2 separate regions of the Homo sapiens genome follow, and region 1 is linked to region 2. The links are chromatin contacts, found by Hi-C or POLR2A ChIA-PET in ENCODE. All regions are on one chromosome and are shown on one strand. The core of a region is the stretch at or near the end of the contact, and the rest is flanking DNA. Distances in the headings are between cores, read along the strand shown. Region 1 holds the start of DNAJC9-AS1 (DNAJC9 and MRPS16 antisense RNA 1). Region 2 overlaps ASCC1 (activating signal cointegrator 1 complex subunit 1).

Region 1 (3,198 bases), core at 324-2,823, 1.1 Mb after region 2:
GAAACTATAGACCAAGTTAACCCTAGTCCTTATTTCTGGAGTTTTATGTTTACTTCTACTGCTGTAAATACTCTCAAATCCTTTTTGGAAGCAGTCAAAATATAAATCCACAGTATTCAAAATCTTACCCTCCTTTTCCTTGCATTCATCTTTTGTTTCGATTCTTTGACAAAGGCATTATAGGATGGGACCTCTCCGGCGTCAATAGCTTGCTGAATGATATTCCTTATCCTGGGTTCCTCTGTGTACTGCACGCAAAGCACAGACTCCATGATCTGATCCATGTCACCCTTGAAGTCCAGATAGGCCTGCTTAATATCAGCCAGCTCTTCTTCCGAACCTTTGTATGTCTTTTCAAAAGCTTGAATGTCCTCTAAAGATATCTGATGATAAAGGAGATTTGCTTTAACTTTGGGAATTTTACTTTAAATAAAACGTACGTTAGTAAAACTAGAGTTGGGTGTTGAATTGCTGCAATACAACAGTTGCTTGAGTTGAAATTATTGAACCAGATTTTCTATGCCTAAGCTTCTCCGGAGTCCTCCTTTTTAAATCCAATCTTCATTAACTGCTAACTAGGGACCAGGGAAGGGAAATTTAAGTGAAATTTCCAAGAGTGAGAGGTGATCCGGAATCAGGACTTACATTTGGATATGTAAAATAAAGCGCATCCGGCAAAAAAAATAAATCGGCCCTTTTCAGTGCAACAATCACATTAACAGGAAATTTAAAGCCCGTTTCAGTAAGCGTGCGTGTATCTGTATTTCAAGGCCAAACTCAAAATTCCTAATTCCTACAAAATTAACACAAAATACAAGATCTTAGAGGCAGTCAATAAAGGTTTGTTGATTGAATGATGGTAACAGTCACAAAGAAACCTCCAGAGTCCTTTACCTTTTTAAAGAGTAGCCGCCAATACGCCTCCCAGTCTCGGTCTTGGGTGAGCACAGGAGAGTCCTCGTCCACTGTTCCCTGCTCATCGTACACTGCTCTCTGTTCTCTGTCACTGAGAACGGAATAGACTTTTCCCAGGATCTGAGGGCAAAGAGTATCCGTAAATCACCCCTGCTCCTCCCACCGAAACGGCGGCGCGAGAAATAAAGATCAGAAGGCGCCAAGCGGAGCTCAGCGCGCTCCCCCGGGGCGGGGCCCGGTAGCCAAAAGGCTAGGGGGAGGCCCGCGCAGCCGGTCGGCTTCGGGGCGGGACCCTGCATACCTGGAAGCGGCGGGTGGCGTCCTCCTTGTCGCCCTCACCCACCCGGTCCGGGTGTACCTGCAGGGACACCTTGTGGTAGCCTCGTCGGACCTCGCCGTCGGAGGCCTCGCGTCGCACGCCCAGCACCCGGTAAAGGTCGGCGGTGCCGAACACTTCCTCGCAAAGGTCCAGCAGCCCCATGCCGGGCGGAGATACGACCCCGGAGGAAGCAGCCGCTCCCAGCTGCGCCGGGTACAACCCAGGACTGCTTCTTTTTCGCGCCCAAAAAGCCCAGGGCGCCTGCGTCACAAGCACTGAAGGGGCGTGGCCACGCCGCGCATCCGCGCTTTACGGCGGCCGCAAAATGAGGTGTGGCGAGTCAGGCGCGGGCCCGGGTAAGTAACGCCGGCATGTGGAGTCACAGTCCCCGGCCGCGCGCAGGAGCTAGGTCTTCAGGGAAGTGATGTTGCTCGGGTCTCTCCTCCCCTTGCTCTGGAAATCTGGCGTCCGTCTTACCTTTTAGTGTCCAAGAACAACTTTTTCAAAAAGTTCATATATTAGCTTGAATTTACAAACTGCTGGCCTATTTTTTTAAGTAGAAAACGGCCAAACATCAGCATTCAGCAGTTACACATGGTTCAACTTAACAGATGTGTTTTTTCAAAAATGTTCTTGAAAGGAATAGGTAAAGCTGTAGACCCAAATAATTTTGCACCCCACTGGTTGGAAATGCTGGGGTACTTTCCCTCTAGCCCTGTAGGAAAAAACCCTATACTGAAACCCAAAAAGCACAAAACACGGGTCTTCCAAAAACTCTTACCTAATAGGACTTTCACCTTACACATTGGTGGAGAGAGATAACATGACCCAAGCCTCCGTCTTAATAACATAAACTGCTGAAGCAAAGGCTCTTTCTTTTAATACTCTGTGAAGTTCACAGCTGGGTTTGAACATGTTGGATCCCAGGTGGCAGCAGAGTGGGCTGGAGCAATCATCCAAGAGATGGTGAGAAACTTGGGCCTGGAGACCCAAAGCAAGGTTGAGGCTGGGGATAAAACTTTGTTAGTAGGGTAAACTCACAGAGGAAGTATGTGTATACATATCTTAAAGGATAAACAATGCTAAGTGAATACCCGAGTTGGCAGAAAATACCTTATCAAATATCCCCTCACTGATGTAGCATTTTTCAGAATCATTCTGCTCTGCCAATAAGTTTCTGCAAAGCCTCAAACTCTCCAGGATACATTAATATCTTTTAAACTTCCCAGAGTTGCCGTGATTTTCAAAGCATTTCTCTTTCCCAGATCCAAGATCAAACTCAGCTGAAGTCAGTTCCTCTCAACCTGCCCTGGCATCAAAGTCTCAAAGCAAGTGGGGGCCAACCAGCAACAACCCCAGGGGAGCTTTGACAACCACAGAATTTGAGATGGCTGGTAATCGTTCTCAGAACATAAAACACAAAGTAAGTCGGCACATTGATAGAACCTCCTCTATAAATTTCCTATATCTTAGTCACACACCAGAGTTAAGCCATCTGTCTTTGCTCATTTTTCCCTCTATGGACAACATAATATGTTGGGAAGGGCTTTCCAGGAGGGCATAACCGGGAGATGAATCTTACATCACTGGGCAAGTTTCCACCTCTAGGCCTCAGCTTCCCTATCTGTAAAACGGAGATAATCCTACCTGCCTTCATAATACCTTACAATTGTCACAAATAACCTTGTACACAAAAGGCCTAGGATATATGTAGATGCTTTGCAATATTATCTTTCTTCCAGTTTCTTGTATTTTTTAAGGTATTCAAATACATCTATTTTAACATTTTTCTATATATACATTTGCTACGGAAAATTGAAATCGCACACTGAAATATCCTTTTATTGCAACTCAAATTTTCAAAAACCAGAAAATCAAATTATTATGCTCTAGCCAAATTATGTAATGTTTTCTTTTTCTTTTCTCTGTCACCCAGGCTGGACTGTAGTGGAACAATCACAGTT
Region 2 (3,496 bases), core at 49-2,548:
TGTATCGTCTTCTGATGTGTGTTACATTTAACAATTTTGAAGTTTTTTTAGAAAAACTCTAAGCACAAGGCTGGGTGCAGTGGCTCACGCCTGTAATCCCAGCACTTTGGGAGGCCGAGGCGGGCGGATCACGAGGTCAGGAGATCGAGACCAGCCTGGGCAACATGGTGAAACCCCGTCTCTACTAAAAATACAAAAAATTAGCCAGGCCTAGTGGTGCACAACTGTAATCCCAGCTACTTCGAGGGCTGAAGCAGGAAAATCGCTTGAACCCGGAAGGCAGAGGTTGCAGTGAGCCAAGATTGCACCACTGCACTGCTGTCTGGGCAAAAGAGCAAAACTCAGTCTCAAAAAAAAAAAAAAAAAAAAAGAAAAACTCTAAGCACAAATAAAAGAGGAAACAGTTTGTTTTTAAGCTTTTATAGATGTTGGGCTTTTTTTTCTTTTTTTCTTTTTCTTTTGTAGAAATGGGGTTGCGCTATGTTGACAAGGCTGGTCTTGAACTCCTGGCCTCAAGTGATCCGCTGGCCTCAGTCTCCCAAAGCGCTGGGATTACAGGCATGAGCCACTGCACCCAGCCCAATGTTGAGATGTTTTAAAGGTAAAATTACACTAGTTCCTCTAAAAATATATAATATATATATTATATATAATATTTTTATATTATATATATTACATATATTATATATTTTTATATTATATATTATATTTTTTATATTATATATTATATATTATATTTTTATATTATATATAATATATATTTTATATTTTTATATTATATATAATATTTTTATATTATATATATTATATATTATATTTTTATATTATATATATTATATATTATATTTTTATATTATATATTATATATTTTATATTATATATTATATTTTATATTTTTATATATGTTATATACAATATTTTTATATTATATATATATTTCTTATATTTTTTTATATATAAAATATAGTGACTAGAGAGAGAAAAATGAGGGAAAGAAATGCCCTGTCACTAGCATGCCAAATCAAGACTTAACTAGTAGAGCCAGACTCAATTCTAAAGGCCTGAAAGTGCACACAAGTACCTTTCTAGACCTGGAAATGACTAGGAAACATAAGGGGAAAATGGCCTAATGGTTTAAAATTCCCAGCTTACTATCTCAGTCACTTTGATATTCCATTGCTCTTTCTTCCTTTTTCTTTCTCTTTATTCTTCAACTTTCTCTTGCATAAATTTGCTCTAATACCCAGCTAGAAAAAGGAAGTTCTACAACTTTGCTTTCCCTGCCTTACCCTTTGGGAGCCTAGCACTCTAGTCAACTTGAGTTTACTTGCCAAGAAAACACCAAAACACCAAGTACTGGGAAACAAAACACACAGAAGGCAATGGAGCAAGACAAGGTACAGACAGGACACCTAAGGGTCACACGATCGAAAGTCCTTTTTGGAATTATGAGTCATAAGGGTTCAAATAATCCTTAACTCTACTGTAGACTATATAATTTACAAGTAACTCCACTGGACAGTCTTTTAATGAATGGAGAAACGCTCTAAATTCTGCCCTACCTCACAATGCCATCTACCAAGAGAAACTTTTCTCTTACTGAATTATCTAAATTTAATTTGGAACCAAACAACCTTCAAGGCAACGGCATAAATCTCTAGAGCCACTGTTTTTCTTTGCTCGGAATATATCATCATATTCCTGCCCCAAGCCCATTCACTGAGATGAATGAAGACCAACGAACATCAAATTCTTTACTGCAGGGGTTTAATTACACTGGGCCCTGCTCCAAGCTTGCCATTACTTGGAGCTGGAACTATCTTACTCCATTAGGTTGGCCACCCAGGCTGGCGCCTGAAAGTTCTAATGGTATTGACCTTCCACCCAGCAGGGAGAAGCAAAGAGTGAAGTAACAGGAATTTCCTGGGGCAGTTTTGTTTATGAAAATAAACATGTTTCTTTATGACTAAGTCACAACATCACTAAGCCTCAGTTTCTTTCTTGTTAAATAAGGCCTCATCCATGCATGCGAAAGCTTCCTCTAAAGAAAACTTATGTACATGCCTAAGTCACAGTTCACCGAGTTCAAGGTCATGTCCTGACTCATCAGTCCTGAGTGCATGGAGCTTAGCCCTCTCATTCAAACTGCAGCTCATGATTTACCACTAGCAGTCACCACATCATCACAGGCCCTTCACTGGCATCACTTTTAATCCAGCACCCTGGGCTCGAGTGGGGCAGAACTGCTAATAATACTATCAGTAGGAACAATTAACAAGACATAATAAAATCTACACATATCAAGCTTGGGGAAAAGGGCAGTAGACAGCAGTATGGATTGGTCCATCATGAAGCATTCTCTGCTTCCTTAAAGCTCAACCATCCTTTCCATGAGATGGGATACAACACAGGTGCAACTGCCAGAGCTGTCAGCAAGTAGAAGGGAGGCCTCTCTCCAGACATAGACCTGTAAGCTCACACTCCACTACATGCTAGTGAAGAATCTGATCCAAATGTGTAGCACCCAGAATGTAAATAATTTATAGCTCTCTGCCTTGGTGGTACATGCCAATTGCCAGAGACAAAAAATAATTCTCAAATCATATTCACATATATCATCTTTTAGGAACTCCAGGTATAACAAACGTTTGTGCCTTTAACCTGGAGTAGAGAGCCTAGGGTTCTAATTCTAACTTTGTCACAAACCAGCTGTAATTAGGCAAGTCATGTCACTTCTCTAGCCTCGGCTTCCTCCTCTGTAAAATAAGGGAGGTGGCCTGGTTTACCTGTAAGTCAAAGGACCTACAAACTTTTTACATGTTCCCACAAAACCTAAATAATTATCTGCTAACAAAATAGATTATGTGTGAGGGATCTACCAATTCACTTTCTGATATTCTATGCAAAGAAAAAGAGAAAATATGCATGCTTCCCCTATACTCGTTGTATTTTCTTTCTTTTTTTATGGCCAAATCTTGTAGAACTGTTTCTGGGCAGGTGATATGAAGTTCATTCATCTAAAGAAGTTATTCAAATAAGGCAAAGTGATGAAAAGAGCATTTGGCTGTGCAACCAGACAGGCCTATGTTCAAATTCTGCCACCTATCAGCAGCATGACCCTAGGTGAGTTACTCAGTTGCTATGAAGCTTAATTTCATCATCTATAAAACAGACAATACTTCTGTCTCAGGTTTGCTCTGCAGATGAAACACATATGAAGTCTCTGGCACACAGTAGTATGGAATAAATACAAGCTTCCCCCTCTTCCTTTTTACATGACTGTGCAGCACTAGACAAATGCCATCTTTGCTCTCCCTTTTAAAGCAGCACTGGAAGCTAAATTAGGCTCTGCTGAGTCATTTCCATTATTCTTTAAGAATGTTCAGAAAAGCTGACTTTGATTTGCAAGTCACTATGTGTTATTAACGAAATACTGTGTTAAGCTGTATAAGCTTTAGAAAAAAGGGTTTTGTTTCTCCTGGCTTATAAATTCTAT

The links. Hi-C counts contacts between places; a loop is a spot of excess contacts on that map. ChIA-PET counts read pairs that join two places held with the same protein, here RNA polymerase II (POLR2A). Pooled maps may share reads with other maps.
Region 1: a pooled map shows a loop between it and region 2 (6-fold over the local background). The contact joins the promoter of DNAJC9-AS1 here to the enhancer-like site in region 2. A Hi-C loop is called at or near these places in 1 of 37 single-sample maps with no recorded cell type and 2 of 50 pooled maps. POLR2A ChIA-PET finds 5 or more read pairs at or near these places in 1 of 52 experiments (A673).

The regions. Positions count from the first base shown.
Region 1 is chr10:73,245,794-73,248,991 of GRCh38, forward strand. It overlaps DNAJC9-AS1 (DNAJC9 and MRPS16 antisense RNA 1), which reads left to right and starts at 1,574. Exons shown (of 4, transcript NR_038373.1): 1 at 1,574-1,590; 2 at 2,500-2,657. It overlaps DNAJC9 (DnaJ heat shock protein family (Hsp40) member C9), which reads right to left and starts at 1,462. Exons shown (of 5, transcript NM_015190.5): 1 at 1,217-1,462; 2 at 895-1,035; 3 at 129-383. The coding sequence starts at 1,396. MRPS16 (mitochondrial ribosomal protein S16) reads right to left here. Exons shown (of 3, transcript NM_016065.4): 3 at 3,056-3,198. RefSeq lists enhancers at 904-2,103, 1,369-1,708 and a silencer at 1,019-1,168.
Region 2 is chr10:72,172,066-72,175,561 of GRCh38, forward strand. All of the region lies in intron 5 of ASCC1 (activating signal cointegrator 1 complex subunit 1), which reads right to left. Among named protein-coding and RNA genes, the nearest start is that of ANAPC16, 42 kb to the right of the region's middle. Within about 2 kb of position 1,299, at least 5 of the 41 ENCODE cell types and tissues checked have a DNase peak (open chromatin) inside an H3K27ac peak, as active enhancers do; they include A673, where a contact is called at or near this core.